Regions from separate parts of the Homo sapiens genome. Here region 1 is linked to region 2. Evidence: chromatin loops called from intact Hi-C (ENCODE). Cell type or tissue: transverse colon. All regions are shown on one strand. Each heading gives the region's core, and the rest is flanking DNA. Links, peaks and the distances in the headings are about the cores only. Region 1 holds the start of GDI2 (GDP dissociation inhibitor 2). Region 2 holds the start of LOC105376380 (a long non-coding RNA gene).

Region 1 (15,341 bases), core at 1-8,000, 270 kb after region 2:
TCACACTGGGAGCCGCCCGCTCGCCCCGGGACGCGGGGCGCCCCTGAACCCGCCCGCGCCCCTAGCCACGACTCCCGTCCCGAAAACTACGGCTGACGGCAGAACGAGACCCCCGAGGAGCTGCGACCCGCGGGCCGTGCAGGAGCCGGGGGTGCGCCCGCCCCGGCTGCTCAGCCCCGGCCCCTCAGCCCTGGCGCCCACCGTCAGGCCGGTGCCCAGCACGATCACGTCGTACTCCTCATTCATGGCGGGGCAGGCGCGGACGCAGGACCCGAGCAAGGAAAAGGCGCAGGGGCTCCGTGACCACCCTACGAGGCTGGGAGGCGCTCTTGGGCGCGAAGGAAAGGGGAAGAGAAAGAGAGGAAAATGGAGCTGGCGACAAGGCGAGACCGACCGCCACCTCAGACGGGAAGAGAAGAACTGGGCGGGGAGAGGAGGGGAGGGAGCGAGGAGGGGAGGGCTGTGACTGAGCCTCCGCAGCCGGGGCGGGGCCTGCAGGCGCCGGGAGGGCCGCCAATCAGGCGCTCCCGGCACTCTAATTGGTTACGTCCCCGTCGCTCGCACAACTTTTTTTCCTTCCCCGCCTCTCGCGAGAGGAAAAGGGCGGGGCGTCGCCATTTTGGCTTCCGGTTCCCCTTGCGGCCTCTGCCACGGTGGTTCGGGAGGCGGCGCGCGGGCCGGGGTGGAGGTGCACGGAGCCGCGGGCGGGGACTGCTGGCCACCACCGTTCTGACTCCCGCCGTCGGGGCGGGAGCTCGCTCGGTCCAAGGTCCCAGAGCCGGATCGCCGCCCTTGGACTTTGAGCGGGCGCGTGCGGCGGCCACGTGGGCGAGGAGCGCGGGCCGGGCTGCCTCTCGGGGGTGGCGGCCTTGGTTCCTCCCGCGGGGCTGGGCTTGCCGGGGCCCGGAGCCCGCCGGGAAGAGTTCGGAAATCACACGTGTCCTTTTTCCCGCTCTGTGCCCTCCTTGTTTAGTGCGTTGCCGGTGGGCGCTTTAGGAAATTGGTAGGAGGAAAAGCGGCTTCTTTTGAAAAGGTAACCCTTAACAGAGATGAAAGTGAAAGCCAGGTTTCATTGGGAAGCCGATCTGCACCTACCGAGGGCTGTAACTTAAAGCCGCTGTAAACGTGGTAGCTGATCCTTGTATGCAAAGGTTTAGGCCCTAAGCTTAGAAACTGTTCCTTGCTTGCCTTCTACCCCGCTCCTCTTTTTCTAGAATTCTCTTAGGAATCTCTGGCTTCATTGAGGACACAGGTGTAAGCAGAAGCTGTGTTCTCAGCTCCAAGAGGCCGACCCCACGAAAGCCTAAGCAGGTGAATTTCGTAAAGACGTTGACAGTTGGAAAACCTGTGCTTTCAGCACGTGATAAATCTGCAGAGTCAGCAGACAATGAAGATTTGGCATTCAAGAACTCCTCAAATACTTCTCGATAGTAGCTATTCAGAGCCTGCCTTGATAGACCGAACTTGCTCATATTTAAATCATTAAGATAGAGGAAAGAATGTAACAACTTTTTAAAATGTTTCTTACCCCATAAATACTTGAAGAAGATATGTTATATTGGACCATGGATCTTTCTGGGGGGGAGGGGAGAAGAAAGCAAAAGTAAAGTTTAAATTTACATTCAACCTTAATTTGATTGTATATATTTGTGACCAAATGAATTAGTGCACAGTTGACCATACAACTGATTATGCAACAGTGAGTGTAACTGACTTTTCTTTTGGCTAAGCTAATGATGACTAAAGAAGGTCCTTCTGTTGCTCTGTCTTCAAGTCATCAGGGGGTCATACTACCTATATTTTTGAACCAATATGAAATAACCCTTTTTCTTTATTTTTCTGAGACAATCTCACCCTGTCGTCCAGGCTGGAGTGCAGCGGTGTAATCATGCCTCACTGCAGCCTTGATCTCCTGGGCTCAAGCCATCCTCCCACCTCAGTCTCCCCAGTAGCAGGGACAAGAGGTACAGGCCACCACACCTGACTATTGGCCCTTTTTTTTTTATTAGCAATAACAATAAAGAGCTTTTTTCACAATTGCCATCAGCCTCTGGCTCTTGAAGAGAAATTTAAGCATGTCAACTGAATTATGTTAACCATGTTTTAGGTGAAGACTATTTTATCGATACTCAAGAGTTGTGAGAAACTTGAAGACACTGAGATAAGGGAATTGAATTTAAGGCTAATAAGGATCCCTTCCTTACTTAACACTGAAGTTCATTTTAGTTCACAGTACAGGCCCTATGGCCCAACAGAAGGACAATAACAATCAAACCTGGACTAAGCCTTAACGGACTGAGTGCATCTAAAATGTTGTACCTGAGCCAGGCACAGTGCTTCACACCTGTAATCCTAACACTTTGGGAGGCTGAGATGGGAGGATCACTTGGGGCCAGGAGTGGGAGATGGGAGAATCACTTGGGACCAGCCTGTGCTGTAGAGCCTAGGTAACAGAGACACTGTCCCTATAAAAAAAATTAGCTGGAGGCCGGGCACGGTGATTGATGCCTGTAATCCCAGCACTTTGGGAGGCTGAGGTAGGCGGATCACAAGGTCAGGAGTTTGGAGTTTGAGACCAGCCTGGCCAATATGGTGAAACCCCATCTCTACTAAAAATACAAAAATTAGCCGGGCATGGTGGCACGTGCCTGTAGTCCCAGCTACCCGGGAAGCTGAGGCAGAGCAATCGCTTGAACCCGGGAGACGGAGGCTGAAGTGAGCCGAGATCGCGCCACTCCACTCCCGCCTGGGCAACAGAGTGAGACTCCGTCTCAAAAAAAAAAAAAAAAAAACTGGGCAGGCTGGGTGCAGTGGCTCACGCTTGTAATCCCAGCACTTTGGGAGGCCAAGGCGGGTGAATCACGAGGTCAGGAGTTCAAGACCAACCCGTCCCAAGATGGTGAAACCCCGTCTCTACGAAAACTACAAAAATTAGTTGGGCGTGGTGTCAGGCGTCTGTAATCCCAGCTACTCAGGAGTCTGAGGCAGAGAATTGCTTGAACCCAGGAGGCAGAGGTTGCAGTGAGCCAAGATCGTGCCACTGCACTCCAGCTTGGGTGACAAAGCGAGACTCAGTCTCAAAAAAAAAATCAGCTGGGCATGGTGGCATGAGCCTGCAGTCCTGGCTACTCAGGAGGCTGAGCTGGGAGGATCACTTGAGCCCAGGAAGGTCAAGCCATGATGATGCCACTGCACTCTAGCCTGGGCAACAGAGCAAAACCCTGTCTCAAAAAAAGAAAATTCTGTGCTTTTCTTGGATCTTCCACCCCACCCATTCCAGTTGCAAGGGAACTTGTAGATGACAAATACTGCTTAAGGTGAAGAGGCTTGAAAGCCACTAATTGGTTGAGTTGATCTCATGCCACAGATGGTAGTTCCTGCTACAGTGAAACCTTAGGTTTAGGGGAAGTAGGTTGGTTGGTGAAGATGAGTGGTAAACATCAATCTTTATTTTTAATTTTATTTTTTGGTGCCAAAACCCAAGATCAAACCAGGACACCATCAATCTTTAAAATATTTCAAATCTTGAAATCAGCCAGGTGTGGTGGCACATGCCTGTAGTCCCAGCTACTCGGGAGACAGGCAGGAGAATCAGTGGAACCCGAGAGGCTGAGGTTGCAGTCAGCCAAGATCGCGCCACTACACTCCAGCCTGAGTGACAGAGCCAGACTCCGTCTCAAAAAAAAAATAAAATAAAATATTTCAAACCTTTATGCAAAGCAGGAATCCATGGAGTCTTATTTATACTTGGGTACATGGGAATAATTGTTTGCTGATCTGTTTTTACTAAGCATCCATCTGCCCTTTGAAAAGGAGAGATTTAATCTAAGGAAAGAAAATGAGAGCGAACCTCAGCCCAGACCATCTTTTTCTCTCCTGCATCACTGTGGCAGTTTCTCAACAGGCTTTTTTCCCTCTCTTTTTCCTCTTCTCCTATCTGTTCTGTCCATTATCTTCTAAAAACACGCATCAGATCATGTTCAGGCTTCTGTATATCTTTTGTACTTAGAATACATTGTAGATCCTAGCCAGGCATGGTGGCTAACGCCTGTAATCCCAGTGCTTTGGGAGGCTGAGGCAGATCACCTGAGGTCAGGAGTTCGAGACCAGCCTGACCAACATGGTGAAACCCCGTCTCTACTAAAAATACAAAAATTAGCCTGGTGTGGTGGTGCACATCTGTAATTCCAGCTACTCAGGAGGCTGAGGCAGGAGAATTGCTGGAACCTGGGAGGCAGAGGTTGCAGTGAGCCAAGATGGCGCCACTGCACTCCAGCCCGGGAGACAGAGCAAGACTCCATCTCAAAAAAAAAAAAAAAAAAAAAAGGGATACATTGTAAATCCTTAAATATGACCTAATACCTTAATCTAGCCTCTGTATGTCTCTCCAACTCTATTTTTTAGTGCTCCTTGGCTCCTTGATCATTAAACCCCAAACATGCATGTGTTTCGGTTCCTAGAATCTGGTCAAGCTTTCAACCACCCGAGGGCCTTTGTACTCTTGGTTCCATGGCTACCACCCCTCACTTCCCCCTGCACTTCTTCATACAGCTAACTTTTTCCACTTCCTTAGGTCTCAGCTTTCCCCTCAACCATCATTCTCTATCAGTACCCTGCTTGTTTCTCACTGCTCTTATTAGAGGGGGTAATTATTTTCTTCACTTGTTCTTTGCTTTTCAAATTGGATGTAAACTCCATAGGGGCAGGGATATGAAGCCTGGACAGCCAGTAAAGGGCTGAGCAACTAGTAGAGGATGAGTAAATATTTGACAAATGAATAGGGGACTTGGAAGTTGAGCCCTAGATCAACAAGGACTGAATATGATGATATTGGTACTAGTTTCCTTTTTTCTTTTTTAAGACAGGGTCTCACTCTGTTGCCCAGGCCAGAGTGCAGTGGCACAACCATAGCTCTGTGCAGCCTCAGCCTCCCGGGCTGAAGTGATCCTCCCTCCGCAGCCTCCTGAGTAGCTAGGAGTACAGGCATGTGCCCACCATGCTCAGCTAATTTTTGTATTTTTGGTAGAGATGGAGTGTCACCTTGTTGCCCAGACTAGTCTTGAATTCCTGGGCTCAAGCAGTCTGCCCACCACAACCTCCGTAGGTGCTGTGGTTACTGGTGTGAGCCACCACGCCAGGCCCCAGTTCCTCTTGATACTTTGGAGAAATACAACTTTTCTTCTAGGAAGAGATATTAAAACTAATATTTTAAAGAGTCTTAGAGATAGGTATCTATAAAACATAAACCTGTGTAAAACCTGGATAGCTAATGCTGCAGAGGGAACATAGTGGGATCTCTAGAAAGGAATTTTAATATAGTTCCAAAAATATATATTTCCTAGCTTATGATCATTCACCCAGAACCATCCCCTAAAAACTGTTTGTCTGCTCCCAGTCTTTATTTTATTTATTTATTTATTTATTTTTGAGACAGAGTTTTTCTCTTGTCGCCCAGGATGGAGTGCAATGGCAGGATCTTGGCTCACTGCAACCTCCGCTTCCCGGGTTCAAGTGATTCTTCTGCCTCAGCCTCCCGAGTAGCTGGGATTACAGGCGCCAGCTACCATGGCCAGCTAATTTTTATATTTTTAGTAGAGACAGGATTTCACCATGTTGTCCAGGCTGGTCTTGAACTCCTGGCCTCAAGTGATCCGCCCACCTCAGCCTCCCAGAGTGCTGGCATTACAGGTGGGAGCACAGCACCCAGCCCTACTTCCAGTCTTTATTTCTGCTCAAACCAGAATTCTAGATATCATCCTTGGTTCTGCTGTCTCTCTCTCCTTCCACATCTATTCTGGTTTTCTATTCTAGTGTACAAACCACCCCCAAAATTTAGTGGCTTAAGTTGAAAAAAAAAATAGCAGCTTAAAAAAAAAACATATTATTATCTCTTACGGATCGAATGGGTCACCCAGGTGGTAATTGCCTGGGCTTTCAGATGGCTTCAGTTAGTGGCTGGGCTGCAGTCATCTGAAGGTTTTACTGGACTGGACATCCAAGATGGCACAACCACGTGGCTGACAGCTGAGGCTGGCCATCGGCTGGGAGCTCAGCTGGGGCTGTCAACCAGAGCAGCTATGCGTGGCCTCTCTGTTTGGCTTGCACTTCTCAGAGTGGTTGTGTTGAAAGAAACAAGAAGTGGAAGTTGCTTGTCTCTTAAGGCCTGGGCCCAGAAACTGGCCCAGAGTCACTTCTGTCTTGTTCTGTTTGTCAGTGCAATCACAGAGCACACCAAAATTCAGATGGAAGAACTGTAGAGCCTGTCTCTCCGTTGGAAGAGTATTAATAAATTGGTAGCCATCTTTTTTTTTTTTTGAGATGGAGTCTTGCTCTGTTGTCCAGGTTGGAGTGCAGTGGCACAATCTCGGCTCACTGCAACCTCCTTCTCCCAAGTTCAAGCAATTCTCGTGCCTCAGCCTCCTGAGTAGCTGGGATTACAGGCACACACCACCACACCCAGCTAATGTTTATATTTTTAGTAGAGATGGGGTTTCACCATGTTGGCCAGGCTGGTCTCAAACTCCTAACCTCAAGTGATCTGCCAGCCGCAGCCTCCCAAAGTGGTGAGATTACAGGCGTGAGCCACCATGTCCAGTGGTAGCCATCTTTAATCTGCCACAGTACCCCATTAAATTTTGGCCATTCCACCTCATAAAAATCCTTCCAGTCCCTTCTCTTCAACCTCACTGCCACAACCCGAGTGCAGACCAGCAAGTTCTCTCCTAGATCCTGGCCCCAGCTTCCTATTGGGACATTTGGTGTTCAGTTCAGGTGGCTCAAACCTGTTCTCTGTATTATAGCTCAAGTGATCTTTATAAAAATCAAAAGTGACCAAGTTGACCATGTCTTTAAGATCTTTCATGGGTCTCCACTGCTGTTAGGATAAAGTCCATACACCTGGTCGTTTCCTAACATGAACTTGAGTGAATTACCTATTCCACCAAATCTCTCACTGCAACCCTCTTCCACCCCTCACCATGTTCATTTTTTTCTTTTTCTTTTTTTTGAGATGGGGTTTCACTATGTTTTCCAGGCTGGCCTTGAACTCCTGGGCTTAAGTGATCCTCCCACCTCAGCCTCCCAAGTAGCTGGAACTACTCATCATAGTTTCTGATTCAGTTGCTGTATTAGTCAGCATCCAGTCAGAAAGACATGAACTACTTTAAGTATTTTACACAGAGATAATGTAGGGAATTGATTTCAAAACTGTTGAAAGAGCTGGAGTGGCAAAAAATAACATTGCCCACAGATGTAGAACTACCTGAAACTCTAGGCTGAAGCAAGAGGGAAACTGCTGTTGCCCTGCGCTTGTGTTTCCCAATGATTTGTGCTGCTGAGGCCAGTGGAACCTGAAGTCATCCACCACCATTACTGCCACTGCCAGAGTCCTTCTGTCTCTGAAGCTACTGAAGTGACTCCTGCCACAGCTATTGCTGGGCCCCGGGGTCCCCACTCATTGGGGTGGCTACTACCACTGGTGGCAGTGCCACCAAAGCAGGGGACTTAGTGTCTCTCCTCCTCCTGGCTCCAGTCTTCCACCAGTACCTTCCATTGGCAGCACCTAGCCAGAAGCCAGTTAGCAAAGGGATCTGGGAAATGTGTTTTGCAGGCTCTCAGTCCCAGATATACAGACGAAACCAAGAATGGAGCTGGGAACTAACAGACCAATGACTGGCTGGGCTACACCAAACATTTCTGTGTTCCATGCACCTGCCATGCTCTTTCCCTTCTGCATGCTTTTCCCCTCTGTCTGGAATGTACCCACCCCTGCCCCCATCCTTCGGGTGGGCCTTGCTTTCTCCTACTTGCTTGAAGTCTCAGTATACATGTCACAGCCCCCAGGGATCTTTCCTGGATCCCCTAATCTGGATGAAATTCCTTTATGCCGGGTTCCCATAGTATTCTCTTACCATGTATCACCCTGGCTTGTAACTGGGTGTTTGCTGCTCTGGGGTAGAACTCTACATTATTCATCTTTTTTTTTTTTTCCATCACCATCTAGCTCAGAGTAGGCAGTTAATAAGTATTTAGTGGGCCGGAAACAGTAGCTCACACCTGCAATCCCAGCACTTTCAGAGGCCAAGGCAGGCAGATCACCTGAGGTCAGGAATTTGAGACCGGCCTGGCCAATAGGGTGAAACCCCATCTCTACTAAAAATACAAAAAATTACTCAGGTGCAGTGGTGTACCCCTGTAGTCTCAGCTACTTGAGAGGCTGAGGCACGAGAATCGCTTGAACCCAGGAGGCGGAGGTTGCAGTGAACCAAGATCGTGCCACTGCACTCCAGCCTGGGTGACAGAGCAAGACTCTGTCTCAAAAAAAAAAAAAAAAAAAAAAAGAAAAAGAAAAAGAAAAAGTATTTAATGCAGGGGTTCCTAACTCGAGTATAATTGTACTGGATGGGCATTATTTTCAGAGACAGGCTCCATTGTCCCAAAAGGGTCAATGACTCCGAAATGATTAAGAAAACATACATGTAGACAAATGAATTCATTCACAATATTTCTTCAATTTAGATAAAGGAAAAAATAACTTGTGGGAAAAAATTGAGTATCAAAGACCATTTCCAGGAGTTGCTCTGAACCTATTCTGGTTCAGGAGGCTGCCTGATAAATTTTTTTACACTTGAATTTTTTTTTTTTTAAAGACCATTTCCAGTGGCTTGCAGTTCTAGTCCACTTATGTTGTTATGAAGGAACACCTGAAGCTGGGTAATTTATAAAGAAAAGAGGTTTATTTGGCTCATGGTTCTACAGGCTGTACAAGAAACATGGCACCAGCATTTGCTTCTGGTGAAGCCTCAGGAAGCTTCCACTCCTGGGAGAAGGCAAAGGGGTGCCATGTGCAGAGATCACATAGTGAGAGAGGAAGGAAGGGAAAGACAAAGGTGCCAGTCTCTTTTCAACAACCAGTTCTTGCAGGAACTAATAACAAGAACTCATTCATGATCGTGAGGACGGCCCTGAGACATGCATGATGGATCTGTTCCCACAATCCAAAAACACCTCCCACCAGGCCCCACTTCCAACACTGGGGACCAAATTTCCACATGAGATTTGGAGGGGACAAATATCCAAACTATATTATTTGCCATAGAACACAACGTTTATTGAATTTCTGTACGTGGGGGAATGAAATCAGCACCTAACCTGATATACACATGGAAATAGAAAATACAATTCCAATAGAAATCACTTGGAAGTGTGTAATTAGTAGCAGCTCTGTGAGGCGCTTTGTATAGAAGGACTCGGAGTTGGTGGCATTGAGTGGGGCTTGTGCATAGTGGCAGAGCAAGTCAGCCAGGTGTCCTGATTCCCAAAAGGCTGGTAAGCATGGTGCAGGCATGTCTTACATGCATTTGCTCTTCAAAAAGCTTCAACTCATTCTAGCACGACTATCATGGATAAGCAATGACCACTGACTATTTCATTTAATTTCTTTGTATCATCTTAAAGACTAGAGTGATCTCTAAGCTGCCCAGGCCTTAGTGTTTCTTAGGTCACTTTAGTCATTCACTTGAATACTTCTTGTGTTAATTAAAGTGATTTTGGGCCAGGCGCCGTGGTTCACGCCTGTAATCCCAGCATTCTGGGAGGCCAAGGTGGGCAGATCACCTGAGGTCAGGAATTCAAGACCAACCTGGCTAACATGGTGAAACCCCGTCTCTACTAAAAATACAAAAATTAGGCCTGCATGGTGGCGGGCGCCTGTAGTCCTAGCCACTCGGAAGGCTGAGGCAGGAGAATCACTTGAACCCAGGAGGTGGAGGTTGCAGTGAGCTGAGATCATGCCACTGCACTCCAGCCTGGGCGACAGAACAAGACTCCGTCTCTAAATAAACAAACAAACAAATAAATAGATAAATAAAGTGATTTTGATTACAAGTTAACTAAAACCACATCCAGCTATCTTAGGTATAAAGGACAATTTATTAGAAGAATAAAGGGGCAAAAATGTAGTCCGGTCTCTGGAAGGAACTGGAATCAGGCACTAGAAAACTCGCTGTGTCTAAGCTCAGCCCCTCTGTGCAACTTCTTGATTTTTTTCTCTCTCTATGGTTGACTTTGTTGGCTTCCCTTGCTCAAACCTAGAGCTCAAACCTAGAGCCAAGTCTCTCAGCCTCACACAATTGACATTTTAGGCCAGGTCATTCTTTGTCGTGGGGCTGTCCTGCGCATTGTAGGGTGTTTAGCAGCACCTCTGGCCTCTACCCACTGGATGCCAGTAGCAGCCACTCTACTTCACCTCCAAGTCGTGAAAATCGTCATGGCTCCAGACATTGCCAGTGTCCCCTGTGGGCAAAAATTGCCTTTGGTGGAGAACCACTGAGCTAGACTAGCTTGGTTTTCATCATTCAGTATCAAATTTCCAGAGGAGATAATCTGATTGGCCCAACTTGGGGCCTGCATCCAACTTGATTCAATTAATCAGTCCGGTATTAACAGTATTATGTGACAGAAATATGGCTGCCGGAAATCCACGCCTGTGGAAAGGATGGACAGATACCCTAATACAGGTGTCAGTTCCATGTCCTTAATCCTAGACATGAAGCTTTCTATCCTGATTCTATGTACCCTGACTCTTGGGTGGTTTAGGGGACATTTTCCCAGAGATGTATTTAGGATATCTACATACCTTTAAAAAAATTTAATCCAGGCCAGACATGGTGGCTCATGCCTGCAATCCCAGCACTTTAGAAGGCCGAGGTGGGTGGGTCACTTGAGGTCAGGAGTTCGAAATCAGCCTGGCCAACATGGTGAAACCCCGTCTCTACCAAAAATACAAACATTAGCCGGGCTTTGTGGTGAGTGCCTGTAATCCCAGTTACTCGGGACGCTGAGGCAGGAGAATTGAGAATTGCTTGAGTCCAGGAGGTGGAGGTTGCAGTGAGTACAGATCCTGCCACTGCACTCCAGCCTGGGCAACAGGACGAGACTCTGTCTCAAAAAAAAAAAAAAAAAAAAAAAAAATTTAATCCAGCTGGGCGCGTTGGCTCATGCCTGTAATCCCAGCACTTTGGGAGGCCAAGGCAGGCGGATCATGAGGTCAGGAGTTCAGTACCAGGCTGGCCAACATGGTGAAACCCCGTCTCTACTAAAAATACAAAAAAAAAATAGCTGGGCAGGGTGGCAGGCACCTGTAATCCCAGCTACTCGGGAGGCTGAGGCAGGAGAATCACTTGAAACCAGAAGGCGGAGGTTGCAGTGAGCCGAGATAGCGCCCCTGCACTCCAGCCTGGGCGAAAGAGCGAAACTCTGTCTCAAAAAAAAAAAAAAAAAAATTTAATCTTACATAAGCAGAAGATGAGAAGACAATTTTTAATTGAAAATCTTCCACTATAAGGGCTTTAAACTGAAAATATGCAATTTTTAAATGTATTTGTTTGACACTGTGTTATCATGTCTCCTCTGTGCCAGGTGCTGGGCTAGGCCTTTCTGAACTAGGAGAATTGGGCCCTGTCTTCACAGAGGTTCTGTTTCATGGTTAGGACAGGTTATCTTCCACATACCCTACTTTGGATTGATACATTTTCAAAGCCATTTTACCTTCGATAGCTAATTATTATTTTTTATGTAAAAATATTAAAATCAGGCCAGGTGCAGTGCCTCACGCCTGTAATCCCAGCACTTTGGGAGGCCAAGGTGGGCGGATCACTTGAGGTCAGCAGTTCGAGACAAAAAATTAGCCGGGCATAGTGGCGCATGCCTATAATCCCAGCTACTCGGGAGGCTGAGGCAGGAGAATCACTTGAACCCGGGAGGCGGAAGTTGCAGTGAGCCGAGATTGCACCACTGCACTCCAGCCTGGGCAACAGAGCGAGACTCAGTCTCAAAAAAAAAAATCTTAAAATCAGGTCAAGTGCAGTAGCGCATGCCTATAATCCCAGCACTCTGGGAGGCCAAGGTGGGTGGATCACCGAGCCCAGAAGTTCAAGACCAGCCTGGGCAACATGATGAAACCTCGTCTCTACAAAAAATACAAAAATTAGCCGGGTGTGGTGGCTGAGTTGGAAAGATCACTTGAGGATGGCATGAGCCTTGGAGGTGGAGGTTGCAGTGAACCAAGATCACCGCACCCCAGCCTGGGTGACAGAGTAAGGCCCTGGCTTAAAAAAAAAAAAAAAAAAGTTAAAATCAGTCCTCTTCTTTGTAACAATATAGTGTTATCTGCTTGTCTAAACTGAATGCTAGTCTTGTTGTTCTTATCAGTAGTTGGTGAACAAATGCGCCTGTTTTACTGGAATAGTCACAGTTTTGATCACTGAATCTCACCTGCTCATAGCTGTGGAAAAAAAATCCCAGGGTGAGTCTCGACTCATGTTAGAAATTAACAACAAAGTATTAGAAAGGACATTTTGTCTTTTCCCAGATAACAGAAAAGCAAGTTTTTGCATTAGGCAGCAAATAAGGACTCGCTCTGCAGTGAGGGTTATATAGCACGACCCTGTTAGGTTGAAAACAAGATGGCTCCGAGCAGGCACAGTGGCTCACGCCTGTAACCCCAGCACTTTGGGAGGCCGAGCTGGGTGGATCACAAGGTCAAGAGATGGAGACCATCCTGGCCAACATGGTGAAACCCCATCTCTACTAAAACTACAAAAATTAGTTGGGCGTAGTGGCGTGTGCCTGCAGTCCCAGCTACTCGGGAGGCTGAGGCAGGAGAATCGCTTGAACCCAGGAGGTAGAGGTTGCAGTGAGCCAAGATCGTGCCACTGCACCCCAGGCTGGGTGACAGAGCAAGACCCCATCTCAAAAAAAAAAAAAAAAAAAAGAATGAATAAAAAAAAAAGAAAAGATGGCTCAATAGAAACTAATCTTTCCAGGCCAGGCGCAGTGGCTCACGCCTGTAAGCCCAGCACTTTGGGAGGCCAAGGCGGGTGGATCACGAGGTCAGGAGTTCGAGACCAGCCTGGCCAACATGGTGAAACTCCATCTCTACTAAAAATACAAAAATTAGCCAGGTGTGATGGTGCATGCCTATAATCCCAGCTACTCAGGAGGTTGAGGCAGGAGAATCGCTTGAACTGAACCTGGGAGGCGGAGGTTGCAGTGAGCCGAGATGGCGCCACTGCACTCTAGCCAGCGAGATGCCGTCTCCAAAAAAAAAAAAAAAAAAGATGGTTCAATAGAAACTAATCTTTCCCCATCTCCCAAACAGTGCTCCATTCCTGCTTAATCAACAGCAGTATCTCCCAGCATTCTGTGAGGAAGTAGAGCCTCAGGATGCTTTCCAAGGAAAGAGTTCCACGGTCATATAAATTTGCATATTCCGTTCTCCTCTGGGAGAGTCCCAGCGCCAATTATCATGTTAAGGGTTCAGAAATGTTCATTGCCATGGCCGTTTTGGAAATAAATCTGGTAGTTTAAATTTAATATGTGTAAATCCTATGTCCCCACAACCTATTCTTGGGTATATATCTAATATAAATTTTCTAGCTGGGTGTGGTGGTTCATGCCTATAATCCCAGCACTTTGGGAGGCTGAGGCAGGTAGATGGTTCGAGACCAGCCTGAGCAACATGGCAAAACCCCATCTCTACAAAAAATACAAAAATTAGCCAGGCATGGTGGCACATGCCTGTAGTCCCAGCTATTGAGGAGGCTGAAGTAGGAAGATCACTGGAGCCCCGGAGGTCAAAGCTTTAGTGAGCTGTGATTGTACCACTGCACTCCAACCTGAGCGACACAGCAAGAACTTGTCTCAAAAATAAAAAAGAAATAGGCTGGGTGGGGCGGCTTACACCTGTAATCCTAGCACTTTGGGAGCCGAGGCTTGCGGATCACCTGAGGTCAGGAGTTTGAGACCAGCCTGGCCAACATGTCAAAACCCTGTCTCTACCAAAAATACAAAAATTAGCTGGGCATGGTGGCAAATGCCTCTAATCCCAGCTACTTGGGAGGCTGAGGTGGAAAAATGGCTTGAACCTGGAAGGCGGAGGTTGCAGTGAACCCAGATTGTGCCGCTGTACTCCAGCCTGAGCGACAGAGCCAGGCTCCATCTCAAAAAAAAAATAATAATAATAAATTTCCTGACACATAAGAAGACACGCTAAAATGTTTACTCTATTGTAACATATCGTAGCAGAGTTAAAGGTAAGCTACTTGTCCCTCCTAAAAGGATGGATAAGTGAAATAAGATGTACAATCCTGTAGCAATCAGGACTAAAGCACGACATAGCAGAAGTGTAGGAGAAAGCTGGAAAATAGTTACTGAATGAGACAAGAAGCTGAATGAGATGTATTTACAATAATGTTATTGTAAAATTTTAAGATGCATACATTTTATGTTTTGTTTTGTTTTTGTTTTTGTTTTCAGACAGAGTTTTGCTCGTTGCCCAGGCTGGAGTGCAATGGTGCAATCTTGGGTCACGGCAACCTCTACCTCCTGGGTTCAAGCGATTCTCCTGCCTCAGCCTCCCCAGTAGCTGGGATTACAGGTGCCTGCCACCACGCCCGGCTAATTTTGTATTTTTAGTAGAGACGGGGTTTATCCATGTTGGTCAGGCTGGTCTCGAACTCCTGACCTCAAGTGGTATGCCCGCCTCAGCCTCACAAAGTGCTGGGATTACAGGCATGAGCCACTGCGCCCGGCAGTTACATACATTTTCAAAATACACTTATGTTTAAGTACATGAGTCAAGTTTAATTGTGAAGACATTGAATGTGTAGTGGGGGTGAGGAAGCAGTAAGAAAACAGTAACAACATACAAAACTGATCTTGAGATGACATTTTGCAGATTGAACACGTGGCTTTATCTTGATTCTCTCCCAAAAGTCTGCTAAAATGGCATTAAAGGAATTTTTTTTTTAAAAATTAACCAATGAATTCAAAGAGACAAGGAGATTCTGCAGTTGAAAGAAGCTGATAGAATCCTGAAAGACAGAAGGTAGACGGTCAACTATGACAGACCAGAGAACGTTAGCATCTGAAGGCCAGCATAGAGGAGAGGCGTAAGAAGCAAACTCGTTGGAGCTGCAGGACCCCAGAAAAAACAGGGGGCCTGAGGGAGCAGCTGTCTCTGCTGGACAGGCTTGAGCTAGGGTAGACACGGGGCGCTAGCTGAAGGTGTGTACAAAGAGCAGCTGGGGTCCAGGAGCTCTCCTGCAACCCTCACTCCCCACCCCCAAGGGCAGGCATTGCCAGTGGGGAGGTAGAGTTAGAAAGTCCCTGGATCCTTCAATAGCAGACAGGAATATTTAAAAAAAAATTAAATAAGAAAGTCCCTGGATCCTTCGATAGCAGACAGGAAGATTTAAAAAAGTAAAAAATAATAAGTTTTAAAAAGGCTGGGCATGGTGGCTCATGCCTAAAATCCCAGCACTTTGGGAGGCTGAGGCGGG
Region 2 (15,391 bases), core at 4,464-12,463:
GCAAAATTGACTTTTTCTAAGCTGCCCTTGAGAGGATTCAAGTAGCAAAAGTTTCTGTGGTCTTATCACCACCATTAAAGTCATGATTTCAAAGACGAGAGCCGCATGGAAGGAAGTTCTTATCACCTGACCGTAGGGTACAGACACCCCGAGGGGAAGGCCCTGTTGCTGTAGCTGCTGGTTCAGTCGCTTGGAAGGAAGTTCCTATCGCCCGACCCTGGGGAATGGACACCCCAAGGGGAAGGCCCTGTTGCTTTAGTTGCTGGTTCGGTCACGTAGCACAGCCCACTGTCTCATTAGGCTGAAAATATTAGACAAATGAAATCAATTTGAGCAGAATTAATGCCACAGATCGCAGAATTTGGAAGGCCATGAAAGAGAGATCTTCTCCCCAGGGTGAAAGTCAAGGTCTTTCTTGAGGGCAGTTTACCCCAAGAGCCAAGGATTAAAAGTGTGCCCATAATATCCTGCTTTCCGGTTGGTTCAATTTTAAGAACATTTAAGGTCCCGCCATGTGTTAAGAAGTGGGATGGGAGCTTGACCACTGTCTTGCACAACTCAAGGGCACCTTCACAGTATGTCTCATGTCTGTGGACAATGTCACAATATGTCTGCCTGGATGTGTGCTAGGCAAAGGTCCTCACATAGAAGACAGAAGATGCAAAAATAAATGGGTTTGTTGGGGTGTTTTGTTTTGTTTTGGTTTGTTTTTTTGTTTTTCAGAAAGTATCTCACTCTGTCACCCAGGCTGGAGTGCAATGGTGCAATCTCGGCTCACTGCAGATTCCGCCTCCCCAGGCTCAAGCCATCCTCCCACCTCAGCTCCCAGGCCTCCCCCGTCACCAGTAGCTGGGACTACAGGCGTATACCACCACTCCTGGCTAATTTTTGTATTTTTTGTAGAGCCAGGGTTTCACCATGTTGCTCAGGCGGGTCTGGAACTCCTGGACTCAAGTGATCTGCCCACCTCGGCCTCCTAAAATGCTAGGACCTCAGGCATGAGCCACTGCGCCCAGCTGGGGTTGTTGTTTGACGGGTAGACAGTTACCGTTTGGGATGATGAAATTCTGGAAATGGATGGTGGTGACAGTTCTAGTTTGATTTCATGTGACTTAGTGTTGAGACTAAGGCATTGAGACTATGGTACACTTAATGCCACCAAATTGTGTACCTAAAATGGTAAATTTTATGCTATATATTTACCTTGATCAAAATAAACAAAAACAAATGAGAAAAGTCCTTGAACCCAAGAAACTCACAGACCCAGGTGATAAAGGGTGTAAAATAAAATAAGGGCAATGTATAAATAGGCATCCGCCACCCTAAGATCACAGAGTGGGGCATGACTGGTTGGCACGGGATGCTGAATTATCAGTAGATACTACACATTGGATGAACAGGGAGCTTTGAGAGGGATGGTAGTACACCGAGTCTGGAAGCAGGGCTAAGGGTTCATTGGCTGAATAGACCCTAGTATCCTCTGGAATATCCTTAGAAAAGCTTGGACCCTGGCTCTCTTGGTCAAGAAGACTCCATCCACATGGATAGGGTGGATTTGGAAGGGAATACCACACAAGTAGGAAGAAAAGACACTTCTAAAACCAGAAGACTGTCTGCTGGCCAAGGAAGGGTGGAAGACACAGAGAGAAGACCGGAGGTGGCCCTGGCAGGGTGAGAGCTCCTACAGCGGTTCTTCTAGAGGCCAGCCCAGCGGTGGATTGGGAGTCATGCATGGGCAGGGAAAAGGACTTTAAAATTAAGTAATACCAAGGAAACCCTGTCCCTCCTTGACTCATCTTACAGGCCCCACTCCTTTCCTGCCATTGAGAAATTAGGGCTGTAAAACTGACTGATAACCTGGTTCTTGGGAGCTTGATTACAATCACCTGCTTTGGAGAACAATCACAGGCCTAAGAAGAGGGGAAAGGTTTCTAGTAAAGGGTATGGCAGACAACCAAGAATTTTTCTTCTCCTTTCAGGTGAATCTTTTAACCTAATATCCACATTTTTCTAACCAGAAATGAAATTGCATGGTGAAAACATTACTGTTATACTAGGGGAGCAAGAGGACAGAACATTTGAAATTGGAACATTGCTAAAAAGTCCAAATTTGTTACATCCCAATTATACTCCCAGGCTTCCAGAAATATCTGGAGAACAGCAATTTATGGAGAGTTCTGTCCACAGACACAATATGTTTCAGACTTCTGTCTGCTCCTCAGTGAAAGAATCACAGAGGCTTAAAAGCAAATAGTCGCAAGGGACCCAAGAGATAAAAGAGTCCAGCTTCCTCACTGTAATAGAAACACCACCATACCGTGTGCACACTGCTTGGGCATTTAATAAATGCTGGCTTTGGATTGTTTAATACAATAACTCTATAAAGTGGGCATTTTATTATTTCCATTTTATAGATTTTAGAAATGAGGCTCAATTAGATAAAATGAGATGCAGTGCCTGGGTCACATTGCTAGAAAATGAGAGCCCAGTTTTTAAACTTGTATCTTATGACACACTACCCACTGCTCTTTCCATTTAAAAAAAAAAACTTTCTGATCATAAAAGGTAGAATTCTTAACTTTAGATAATTCAGAAGAGGATAAGGAGGAAAATAAAGGGCAGTTAACATAAAATTGGAATCACACTATACACACATTTTATAATTTATATTTTTATATAATATATCATGAACATTTTCCCATACTTCAAAATATATACACTAAGATAGACTATATTCAGGGCCACAAAACAAACCTCAACATATTCAAAAGAATTCACATCTTATAGCGTGTGTTCTCCAATCACATGGAATCAAACTAGAAATCAATAACAGAGAAATGATAGGAAAATCTCATAACACTTGAAAACTAAATAGCACACTTCTAAATAACCCAGAGGTCAAAGAGGAAGTCTCCAGATAATTTTTTAATACATTGAACTGAATGAAAATGAAAATTCAACATATCAAAATTTGTGGCACTCAGCTAAAGCAGTGCTGAGGGGAAAATTCATAGCACTAAATGAATATATTAGAAAAAGGAAAAATTCAAATAAATAATCTAAGCTTCCACCTCAAGAACCTAAAAAAAAAGTAAATCCAAAGAAAGCAGAAATAAAGAAATAAAAACCAAACTCCATGAAATTGAAAACAGAAAAAAATAGAGAAAATCAATCAAGAACTAGTTTTTTTATAAGATCAATAAAATTGGTAAACTTCTAGTAAGACTGACAAAGGAAAAAAGAGGAAAGACATAAATTACAAATATCAGAAATAAAACAAGGATATTACCATAGACCCTACAGATATCAAAAGGATACTCATGGAATGCCACAAAAACTTTATCCACGTAAATTTTGACAACTTAGATGAAATAGACCAATTCCTTGAAAAATGTAAACTATAACAACTCATCAAATATAAAGTAGATGATTTGAATAGCCCTGTAACTATTAAAGAAATTTAATTGGTAATTTTTAACCTCCTAAAAAAGGAAATCTCCAGGCCCAGATGGTTTCCCTGGAGAATTCTGGATTGCTTCCAGGTTTGGGCTATTACAAATAAAACTACTACACACGCTGTGTACAGGTTTTTAAACAAATACGAACTAAGGATAAGTGCAACAACCTAGATGGGTCTTAGTGAATTATGTAGAGTGAAAAAAGCCAGTCCCAAAAGGTTTCACACTATATGATTCCATTTATAACAATCTTGAAATAACAAAATCATAGAGATGAAGAATAGGTTAGCTGTTTCCTGGGATTAAGGTGAGAATGGCACAGGAAGAAAGGGGGCATGGCTATAAAAGGGCAACACAAGTGATCCTTGCAGTGGTGAAAATGTTTTGTTGCTTGACCATATTAAGGTCAATGTCCTGGTTGCTGTCTTGTACTACAGTTTTGCAAACTGCTCCCATCTGGGGAAATTGGTGAAAGATACACAGGATCTCTGCATTCTTTCTTAAAATTCTTTCTTAAAAGATAAAACATTTAATTTTTAAAAATTAAAATAAAATGGAAATCACACTAAACATACATTTGTATTTTATAATTTTTAATATTTCATGAGCATTTTCTCATTGTCTAAAATATTTTTATGTATTATATTTTTTGATTTCTTTATACATCAACTATGGGTGTACTATAATTATTTGATTATTTCTTTTCCTTATGAGCTTGGATTGTTTCAAATTTTTTTATTATTATGAAAACTGATGAGAAGAACTTCCTGGTGCCCTTTTTTTTTAGAAAAAAAATTGTTGAGATATAAGTCACATACCATGTAATTCACTCATTTAAAGTGTACAGTTTAACATTTTAAAAATAATTCAGTGTTGTACAACCCTCACCACAATCTAATTTTAGAATATTTTTGTTCTGCTAAAATAAACATCATACCCATTAGCAATGAATCTGCATCTTCCCAACTTTCCTACTCCAAACTTAAGCAACCCTACTCTACTTTTAGCTTTACAAATTTGCCTATTCTGGATTTATATAAACAAAGTCATAGGATGTGGTCTTTTGTGCCTGGCTTCTTTCACTTAGCGCAGTGTTTTCAAGGGTCATCCATGTTGCAGCAAATATCACTACTTCATACCTTTTTACAGCAGAATAATATTCTACTATATGGATAGATCATATTTTATTTTTTCAATAGTGGTGAATATTGGGGTCTTTTCACTTTTCAGTTAGTATAAATAGTACTGCTATAAACACATACAATTTTTCTGTGTGGACACATGTTTTCATTTTCTTGGGCTTACACCAAGAGTGGAATTGCTGGGTCATACGGTAACCCTATGTGTAACTTTTTAACCTGGTGCCCATTTCTGATTATTTCTTGAAGACACTGTCCTAGAAATGAAAATAATTGGTCAAAGCCCATAGTCACCTTTATGGTTTCTGATTCATATTGCCAAATTACACATCTAAAAATTGTGCCAACTTCTGCTCTCACTGTCGTGCAGGACAATGCTTTCATGGTACAATTATGAACTCCAGAAGGTCTCCATGATCTGATCCTCTGTCATCTGATCTCAGTTTGGGTCCACGGGACTCACGAGGCAGCCCCCTCCTTTTCTAGATCAGGCTTTGTGAAGCAGCCAGAAGACCTGGTTCTCCCAAGCCTGCTACTTGCTGGCCATGTAACCTTGAGCAAGTTATTTCCTCCTCTGCAAAAGGAAGACAATACCCTCCTGCCTACTTCACTCAGACGTTCTGAAGATCGATGTAGCAATGTGGTGTAGACATGCTTTTGTAACGTGGACACACCCAGACAGGAATAAGTCTTGTCCAGGGAATATTTTTTGACAAACACTGCTTAACTGGTTTGTCCTCTGAGTGTCACAACTTTTGGCAGAACTTGGTAGTTGGAGGTCAGTGGTTGGCTGGTTCAGGTATATCTACTTTCACAGAACTTGAGAACAAACAAATTTTTTTCTCATATGAATTTGACTGCACTGCATGATTTTGATGTGTTATTTATTAAGCTGAACAACACACACACACCCACGTACATGTGCACACACACTACCACCAGTGGCCAAGTCAAGGAGGGACAAAGAAGGTGAAGGTGCCCTTGAATCTATTCTTCAACAGTGAAGTTTTTGTTCTTACTGATAAAAGTTCTTCCTTCCATTGAAATGAAACTCTCCCCCCACAGAAATTCTCATCAGTAGTCTTTGCTTGGCCCTCAGTCCTGTGGCCATGCCCCATTGCAAAGTTTTTCTCTAAGACTCTTCCCACAAGCCCAGTGCCTTCCTCTGCAACCAGGAGGACAGTGAGGTCCCCCTGGCCAGCTGATGGCTCCACACCGAGCCCAAGGTGACCTGTGCCTGTTCCCTGGTCAGCATGCTGGCATCTGTACTACTGGGCATTTTTCCATTGGTTCATGGGAGGTCCTGCCTAACTGTGGGATGATGAGAAGACAGAAGAGGCCACTATGACCAGAGGTGGGCCAGTGACCTGGAATCAGGGCTGGCTGTGGCCTCACTGGGTGCTGATGAGCATCTGGCCTGGGGCCTGGGAATGAGATCCCACCAGATGGTCCCCAAGGAGCTGTGTGTGTCCAGTGGAGAAGGCCTGTATCTTACTCAACTTTCTTTGCTAGACCCAGAAGGTTTATTTGAGAGGGGAAGATATTTAATTAAGTAAGATTAGCTGCTAGGTAGTAACTGCCTCCTATGTTCCAGCACTGTACATAGGTCATCTTTAATCCTCACAGCAATCTCCCAAGTAGGCATCACCACCCATTTCTCAGATAAAGAAACTGAGACTCTGCGAGGTTAAGTCACTTGCCTGAGCCCATAAAGCTAGGGCCAGCAGAGCAGCCTTTGCAGCCAGGTCTCACAGACTCCAAAGCCCACACTTTCCTCATTTCATGATCACACTGTCTGTGAGCTGGAGCCCCACACCCAGGGCTGCCCTAGCCCGCTGTGCAAAGGGTCAGCCCAGCAAGAATGGAGGTTCCCGGAGCCAGCAAGGACCCTGCCCAGGGCTGGGTTCAAAGCACCAGCTTTAACAGCTGTCGGAGGGAAAGCAGTGAGCAAATGTGCTCAGTGTCTCAGTCCCAAAAAGGTGGATATGGCCGCGCCCACCTGAGCCGGAGTCCCTCTCCCAGTCCCTGGGTGGCTTGGGCCTTCTTGTGTTTGTTCTGGCTTCTCGCCTTCTCCCCTCTTCCCCTGCAAAGCCCTTTGTGTAATGGGTTTTCCCTTCCAACTCAATCTCAAGAATTGTTTAGCCAAGGAGGGCCCTTGAGTCTCTCCCTGGGTGTTTGTTTTTGTTGAGAGGAAGCGCTAGTTATGAGTCAGTCCACCAGCAGCATATCCGAGAGCAGGCCCAACGCGGTGGGGCGCGTGCTCTGCTGATCCGCAGCCATCCGGGTTCAGCCCAGCCTGGCCAGCAGCTGCGGGTCACCAGCCAGAGCCATCACAGGGCGGGTTGTTAGGAGCAGTGTGTGGCAGGCATGACCCTCCTGGTGGGGGACAGAGGGGACGGTCCCCAGGGAAGGGAGCCACAAGGCAGACCACAAGCTGGACAGAAGTCAGGAACGCAGGCTGAGGAAAACCATTGCAGTTCTGTTCTAGGAGCCCAGAATGCCAGAGCCAAGGACACCCTCCTGAAAGACAGTGCAGCCAACAGAGGCATGGCCCCACCTGGGCAGGAGGGTGCCGGCCGGCTGAAGGTACCAGTGGGCTGATCTACCTGAGGGACTTGGCAAGGCTAGAGGAGTCAAGGCCAACCTGCAGCTCTGGGCGTCCTAGAGCACATGCCAAAGGCTGTCCAACCATTCGGAAGACCAAGCAGCACAGCGTTGTCACCACACACAAAGTCACAGAAGCCTCCCTCTCCAGGTGTGTGATGACCATGAGGACTGGCCCTGGTTCTTCCTGCGGGCCTCACCTGTGTAAAGAATGTCTGTCTTCTATCTACCACCCTCCCAAGGATGCAGTTGAAGGAAAAAGAAGCATAAGACAGATTTTCTGCCCTCCAGAGATGTGGACTAAAAATCGGAATGAAAACATGGATGCACAAAACAGACAACAAGGCAACGCTTTCCATTGTTAACGGTGTGAGTTACAGAGCAGCAGTGTGGGTCAGCGCCTGCTCAGCCAGAGCTGAGTCTTCTCCTGCACTTCAGCACCAGCCCTGCCCACACAAAGTCCTGGGCATCGCACTGCACCAGGAGCTCTGACATGAACAATGCCCAGTGATATTTCACAATCACCCCGCCCTTTTATGTTTTGTCTGTCCTTCTGGGCAGGTGCGGGCTGGGCACTGCCCTGCCTGCTTTTAACAGATAAAGAAATGAGCCCAAAGGAAGAAAAGCTCATAAATGTTCACAACGTCACCTGCTGAGTCAAGGCACAAACATCTGACATTCTCCCCTCTCTGGCTGCCAAAGGAGAGAACTGGGCCTGGCTGGTTAGTTCCACCCCATGAGAGCCCCCCAGAAATGCCCACCTAAGAGACTGGTTCCCCTGCCCATGAGCCTGCCCCCACCTAGCCCAGCCACCTAAGAACACACAGGCTTTCTCCAGCAGCCAGTGTGTCTGGGAGGAGGAGACCTTTTCTTTTTGGCCCACTTGCTGGTTTCTCTCAGCACAGCTGGGCTCAGTGACACTGGATTTTGGGCATTACAAGCACGAGTCTTAGAAGCAAAGGCATAATTGCCCCCCACAGGCATTGTTCCATCTGCTGGAAGAATGAATCAATAATATTGTATTAACCCCAGAAGCAGGGCTGCCATGTTCAGTCTGACAGGTTGCACACTGCACAACTGCAGGGGGGCACCAGCCACATAGTGACCTGCCTGGAAGAATTTATAATTTAATGAGGACAAACAAATCTTAGCATAGATCTCACTGTACTAGAGACAAAAGGGTTAGAATCAAGCAGACTTTTCCACAGCTAGCACTAGGGATGACAGTAAATGACAACAGGCTGGGTACGAGGGGCTTGGTCCCAAGCCCAGCTCAGACAGCAACTAACTGACCTTTGGCAAGAGCCTCGGTCACATCACTTCCAACAAGAAAAAGCACAGGAAAGCCCTGCGGGAGCGTCTAACTTAAGTACTAGGTAGCATCATTTTAAAAGTGAAACTCTGGCTGGACTAACAGCCCTTAGCCGTTCCTTCTGGCTGGGCCGTGGTGCAATTTTTTGATATAACAGGTGGGATCACCAGGGGCAGAGGACTCAGAGATGGGGGAGAGCAGGAAGAGTGAGCTGGGTGAGCCCTGCCCAAACACTCCAAGAACACGGAAGCAAACACACGCCCTTCGACCACTTCGCTTATTTTTTTCACCCCCTCTCAGGCCGGAACAAAGAGCCTTTTTGTGAGTTTAATGGTGTCTGACTTACTCAGCAAACTTTTCTGTCTCCTTTGCTGTGAGGAAAAAAACAAAGCTCTCTGTCCGGTTTGTTAGGTTCCTTTGAAGAGCTTGCTGCTTGGGTTTAGGCAAACAGGAACCCAGCTGGCACCGCCCTGGTCAGGGCGCTTTCTGGGAGACTTTCCCCAGGCCTCGTCTGGATCCGGGCTGAAGAGGGGGTGGAGAGAGGTGGGCACAGAACAAAGGGTGAGGGCACCTAGCAACCTTCCAGGACAGGTGTTACAGCTGATGCTCCTGAGCAAGCTCTACCTAAAGGAGTTCATTGAATCCTCACCACCCCTCTGAGGGAAAGGACCATGTCCCCACTGCCTGGATCAGGAAACGCAGACTGGCCGAGGTCAAGGACTTTGCCAGCGGTCACACAGACAGGGAGTCCACCCCCAACACCTTTACTCTTTCCACTCACTGAGTCCACCCCCACCCCAGAGATCCCCCAGCCTTCGCTCATCCTTTCCTCATCCTCCCAGAACCCAGGATCTGCAGAGCAGGAAGTTCAATAGCCAGGCCTGATGTCGTTAGTCAGTCCTGGGGACAGGCATCCTTTCCTGTCCCCTGTGAGTTCAAATTCCAACTCAAGCAACATACAAACGCCAAACTCAGCTCACACCTCCGGCTCTGAGCTGCAGGGTCCACTTGTGGGGAAGGGGAGACAGCCCAGCTCCCTCCCTCCCTCTCCCTTATCCACACACATACACACACTTGCACACACACAAAGACACACATGCACATGCATGCACACACACACTCGTGCACACACACACGCCTCCTGGCATGCCACAGGGAGATAACGCACACAGCCACCTCCCAGTGACCACAGAGCTCTATCTCAGGGTGACGTCACCTCATACACAGCTCCCAGTTCACTCTAAGTGATTCATCGAGGGCGTAAACTCTGAGGGCGATGGAGGCATCAGGGTACAGAGATGAAGTCAGTTTAGTGCCATTTCCTATCCATGGGCTCCCCAGAAGTAAGAGAGAAAGGAAGGAAGGCCTTTTAAAAGTCCACATTGGAGCCAGTGACTTGTGGCTTTCCCTTGCAGAAAAGAAACTTTGGCAACAGCTAGTAGTCATCTTCTCCTGAGCCCGCCAATCTCACAGCCCCCTCCACACACACACACACACACACACACACACACACACACACACACACAGAGCTGCAGCTGCAGCACTGCCTAGCTGGCCCCCAAACACTGTAGCGCTGAACAGACCAAAGATGGAGACACTAACTGTGATCATCATAACCAGTGTGCACTGAACACTCAGCACGTGCCAGGCTATGCTAAGCCCTTTCCATGTGAAAAAGAAATTTCCACTTGATTCCCACGACAACTCAACAAGGTAGGAACTGTTAAAAGAAAACTTTAGACGAATTAAATTTAAATTAATCTAGCAATCAATTGAGTTTCATTTGAAATGAATTGAGTTTAATTAAGCAAAGGATTCATGAAGTGGGCAGCCCTCAGACCAGAAGAGGTTCCAAGGGCTGAGCTCCACTCCACAGTGTGGGCAGGGAGTGTTTATAGACAGAAAATGGAAGTGAGCTGCAGAGACAGCTCATTGGTCACAGCTTGGTTTGCCGTGTTTGAACATGGACTACTCAGCAGCCACCTGCGATTTATAGAAGCTCAGCTGCTGTGATTGGCTAAGACTCGGCTATTTCTTACAAAAGTACACTCCTAAGCTAGGCCTGCAGTTCATTTGCTGCTAAGGTCGCAGTTGGACTCAAAGTGCAGAGGCATCCTCAGACCAAATTTGGTTTAATTTAACCCTACCATTATTCCCATTTTTCAGATGAGGAAAGTAAGGCTCAGAGCTCGGGTAACGCCTCCAAACTCCCACATCTAGTGAGTGGCAGAAGAGCCGTGGCCAAAACCTGCGCTTTCTGGCCGGAAAGCCCAAGCTCTTCCCCGCTCCAGCGTGGAGCTTCTCTGCCATTTGAACCACCTGTGCTCAGATGACTCTCAGCCCTATCCTGCTCTGCTTGGCCGGGCCCAGAGCCCATCCCATTCCATCTCCTCCATCCCCGCTTCCTTCCATGTTGTCCCCTGCAGCTTCTTGTCTGCACCACACTGTGGAGTCCAGCAAGGTGACTCAGGGAAGGGACAGGAGATGCAGCTACCTCCTGGTTCCTGGAAGCTTCTGACATCCCAGGTGGCCTCTGAAGATCTGCAGAATAGGGTGGGTGTGGGAGCCCAGGTGGAGAGAGGCTGTGGTCAGCTGCATAGTATCACCCCCAAAGATGCCCTCCTCCTGATCCCTGGAGCTTGGGAACACGTGACCTCCCTTTGTGGGGGTGATTGGGTTATGAACCTGGATCTGGAGAGATGACCCTGGATTATTGGGTGCACCAGGAGTCATCCCAGAAGCGCCTTATAAGAGGCAGGCAGGACTCAGCGCTGATGGTAAGAGTCAGTGGAGAAAGAAGTACCTTATAAGAGGCAGGCAGGACTCAGCGCTGATGGTAGGAGTCAGTGGAGAAAGAAGCAATGCCAGGAAGGGGCCTCAAGAAGCCAAAGAGGCAGAAAGATTCTCCCCTGAAGGGTCCGGAAGGAACCAGCCCTTCCAGCACCTTGGTTTGGACTTCCGACCTGCAGGCTGCGGGAGCGACATTTGCGTGGTTTAAACCACTGTGTTTGTGGCAATTTGTTGCAGCCACCCCAGGAAACTAGTCCAGAGAGCACACCAGAACCTCGGGGACTTATTGGCGACTATGCTAGGCGGCTGGGGCGGCCTCAGCAAAATGCCCCAGGCTGCCGGCTTGACCAACAGAGACAGATGCACTCACAGTTACCAGCACTGGCAGGGCTGCTTCCTCCAAGGCCTCTGCCCTCAGCTTGCAGATGGCCGCCCCTTTGCTGCCTCCTTGCACGGCCAGTCCTCCAAGCCACCTGCCCCTGGAGTCACCCTCTGGGAGTCCTAATGTCTTCCTGTAAGGACACCCATCAGACTGGCTCAGGGCCCACTCACATGACCTCATTTTAACTTAATTACCTCGGCAAAGACCCTCTTTCCAAACACAGTCACAAACCAGGTGGAACTGGTTTGGGCTTGCCTGGAGAACTGGTTGGGGCAGGCCAGGTGAGAGGTGAAGGAGGGCAGGAGGGTCCCTGAGAGATGGCTCAGCCTAGGAGCAGAAGGACCAGGTCTGAGTGAATCTGTCAGGCCTGGGGTGACTCACCACATTTCTCTTCCAGGCCAGACCTCCGCCGCCGGCCTCATCTCTTAGGCCTAGTGGGGCCTCCAGAAGACAGAACCCCACAGCCTCATCTCTTAGGCCTAGTGGGGTCCCCAGAAGACAGGGGCTGACAGGTGGTCCTGCCTTACAGCAGAGGGGACCAGAAGGCCGCTGTGCAAGGGGCTCAGTGATTTTAACCTAAGCCCGTGTGCTTCACTGCTGGGAATCTGTAAATGACGGCTGGGGGGGGTCTGTGCAGGGACATTAGCAACAGAGACAGGGGCCAAGGAGATGTGGGTACATGCACCTGTCAGGGTCACCCAGGACTCCAGAGCCTGAAGGTCCCCAGCACCACCCAGGCTCTCTAAGGTGCACCTGGCCCAGCTCACATTCCCAAGCCAGCCAAGTGACTCAGAACGCCACCCCCCACCACAGCCTCCCCTCGTTGACCACAGCCTCCCCTCGTTGACCACAGCCTCCTGTCTCCACATGACATCGAAACTGTCTCTTCTCTCCCGGACAGGAGGGGAGGAATCTGCACAGACAAGGGCCAGGGTTCAGACAGAAGACAACGCCCACACCAGCCACTTGGATCCGGAAGATTCCTGTACACACTTGCATGGGTGTAAAATTACTAACCTGGTGGCTAAAGAGGTAAACAGGAGCTCTGAGGTGTCACCCCTGAGGCTGAGGAGGCAAAGGGAAAAGGTTGGGATTCTTCAAACGTGGAAACTTGGAGGTAGGGGCTGTGGGCCTGGGCCCCTAACCTTGAAGGAAGGGGTTCCAGCTGTAAAGTGTCTGAAGTGGGTGCAAGGAAGTTGCATTTGCAAGTGCTGGAGAAGCTGCAAAAAGAGTCAGCCTCTGCCACTGAAAGAAGCCGCTGCTGCGGGGGCGGGGGGTGCCCACAGGGAAGAAACAAACTCTAGGGTGTGGGTTTCTGCTCAGGCTGGGCAAGTATCTTTATGAAAGGGACCTGCATAAAGCGTCCATAAAACCTGCCCCTTTGCATCCTCTAAGCCAGCAGGTTCCCCATGCCTCACCCCTCTTTCCTGAACTCCTCTTCACCCCAATCCCCATTCCTAGCACCCCCTAAGGACAGGCTGTGCCCTGACAACCGTCCATCTCTACCCAGCTGAGACCTCTGTCCAGGGCGATGGTTGCAGGACCATGCAGACACGGAAGTTTGCTGAGATCCCACTCCAACTGCCTGCTCTCAGATTCTGAGTATTTCTCTAGCCCCCTCATAAAAACACAGGTCACTTTCACACTGAAAGTAAAAGATCCCTCCTTAAGTCCTTCATCCTGCATCTCCACCACCCGCCAGGCCCTGCCCTGGCAAAAAGTCTCACAGCCTTTTAAGGTGACCCGAGGACCCAACTCTGTCTCTTTCTCTCCTCTCTGTGCTTCAGCTTGTTTCCTGGCCACCAGCAAGGTCCCTCTTTGGTCTGGGAGGTAGGTGTCTGCAGGACACTGGGAGGATTTAAATACAATGATCAGTGTGGGGCCCCGAGAGGGCCTGAGACAGGATTTCCACTGATTGCCAACGTTCAATACGGACCCCTAGGAGACAAGCAGGAACTCCTGTTCTTATCCACACCTCTGCAGAACGGCGGAGACCACTCAGCCATGAGAGTGGCCTCTACCATTTCAGAGAGTAGCCGAGGAGGGAGCCATCCTCAGCCACTGCTGTGTGGTCGGTGGGCCTGGTTTCCACACGTCACAGAGCCTGGCACCAGACCGGCTAAGCATGGGCCTTCGTGGCACAGGCCCAGGAAGCTTCGAGTCCCAAGATTTAATTTTGTTTTCTGGGCCTTTTGAAAGAAAACGTTGTCATCAATGATTGCTCTCTAGCACGTGTCTGAAGAGCGGCCACCAAAAGGAGCCACTGCTGCAGGGGTGTCCACGCGCGCAGGGAAAGAACGGACTCCAGGGGCTGGGTTTGCTCTTGGAGAATGAGGTCGTCAAAACCTCACTTCGTGGGGAAGTCTGGAAAAGACAGTTTCCTGCTTTGTTCATCGTGGGCAGCAGGAAACGGTGCAGCCTCCAGTGAGAATGATTCCAGGAGGGTGTAATGGGGCGAGGTATGAAGGGGTAGGCAGTGTGGGGAACCACCCACCCGGGCCATGTAGCTGGCACCGTGGTAATTTAAGAGACCTGGAGAGATAGGGGAGGGATGGTCAGGGGACTTGGAAAAGGAGGAAAGAGGTGGGGAGGAGCCCAGCGGGAAGGAGATGCCTCATCACACCCTCCTCCCTCCCAGCCCCACAGGCTCCCACTGGCTGAGCCAGCCAGAGCCAGAGAGCACAAGGTCCCCCACGATGGCCCCCGCCGGTCAGTGTCCTGGGGGAGGAGGGGGTGCACCTGGAGGGGCAACTGGAAGGCACCCAGGACCCCCCAGAACCCCTTGGGCAGCCCCAGCTTGAACTGCAGGGAATCTGCCATTCAAGATGGCTGCTAGAAAATGGCGATTCTACCTCCCAGGTGACTCCAAGGGCTCTTACCCAGAGTCCTGAATAGCCACAGCCCAGCCCAGGAGTCCTAAAAGGAATTCTAGAGTGACCCGGATGGTTGTAAGGGCCTGAGAATGATCTGTGCCGTTCGGCAGAGACCCAAGTGCTCTCGGAGTGACCCAAACCTCAGGGCTGAGAACAGCTCGAGGTTCACCTGGACTTACCCCTGCTCCCCCACAGATCCTCGGTGCACCCTGGGATTTCCACAGCCACGTGGATTTTAAGCCAAATCCAGGATGATCCCATGACACACAGGTCTCAGCTCCCCATGGGGCATTTCTCTCCAAGACCACCTTCCTCCCCAGCTCACCGTCCACGTCTACAGAGCCATGCACCTCCGTGGCAGAGCTGAGTGCACGTGGCACAGAGTCAGGGCTGACATTGAGCAGGGCACCCTTGGTCTCCCCCAAGACCCATCAGAGTGTGCCTGGCACTGCCTTTCAATAAAAAGCCCAGGGTCTGAGCAGGGTGGGGCGTCTCCCCTCCCCCAGCCAGGATGAAGGTCAGAGCTGAATTTGCTCAGTTCAACACCAAAAACAGTCCTGAAGGAAAATGTGTTGAGCTTGGCTGTAAGCCAGGTCGTTAAACATGGATTCTGATCACAGATCGTTTCTGCTAATTAAACAAATATTTTTGCAGAGCTGTCTCGGTTTCCGCTGTTGCCGTTGGCCTAAGTTGCTGGCAAACCATTGGAGCCATGCCCCGAAAGTCAGCTCAGATCAGAGGAGAACACACAGAACTTTTGAAGGAACAGCTAAGACAGGTCTTCCAAACAGAGAGCTCTGTTCAGAGAGAAGGAACAGGCAAGAAAACACCGA

The links. A loop is a pair of places that touch in the nucleus more often than their neighbours do. Peaks named below come from ENCODE experiments on the same cell type or tissue, not always from the same donor. Only the 100,000 strongest peaks of a DNase experiment are listed, where the experiment ranks them.
Region 1: a loop joins it to region 2, with 10 times the contacts of the local background. A loop is called at or near these places in 2 of 110 quality-filtered maps.

Annotation. Positions count from the first base shown.
Region 1 is chr10:5,813,013-5,828,353 of GRCh38, forward strand. GDI2 (GDP dissociation inhibitor 2) reads right to left here and starts at 422. Exons shown (of 11, transcript NM_001494.4): 1 at 202-422. The coding sequence starts at 246. It overlaps LOC124902367 (a long non-coding RNA gene), which reads right to left and starts at 185. Exons shown (of 2, transcript XR_007062041.1): 1 at 1-185. RefSeq lists silencers at 1-242, 383-652, 713-892 and enhancers at 1-436, 437-1,029, 1,093-1,192, 4,553-4,622, 4,643-4,762 and 1 more. In transverse colon, for the core only: no CTCF peak of the experiment used is centred there; a DNase peak (open chromatin) is centred at 549; H3K4me3 peaks cover 1,681 bases; H3K27ac peaks cover 2,146 bases.
Region 2 is chr10:5,539,328-5,554,718 of GRCh38, forward strand. LOC105376380 (a long non-coding RNA gene) reads right to left here and starts at 12,750. Exons shown (of 4, transcript XR_930611.3): 1 at 12,703-12,750; 2 at 11,674-11,815; 3 at 11,317-11,483; 4 at 10,291-11,054. RefSeq lists enhancers at 1-308, 7,045-7,544, 14,174-14,697, 14,698-15,220. In transverse colon, for the core only: no CTCF peak of the experiment used is centred there; DNase peaks (open chromatin) are centred at 6,764, 7,714, 8,764, 9,694 and 2 weaker places; H3K4me3 peaks cover 907 bases; H3K27ac peaks cover 6,743 bases.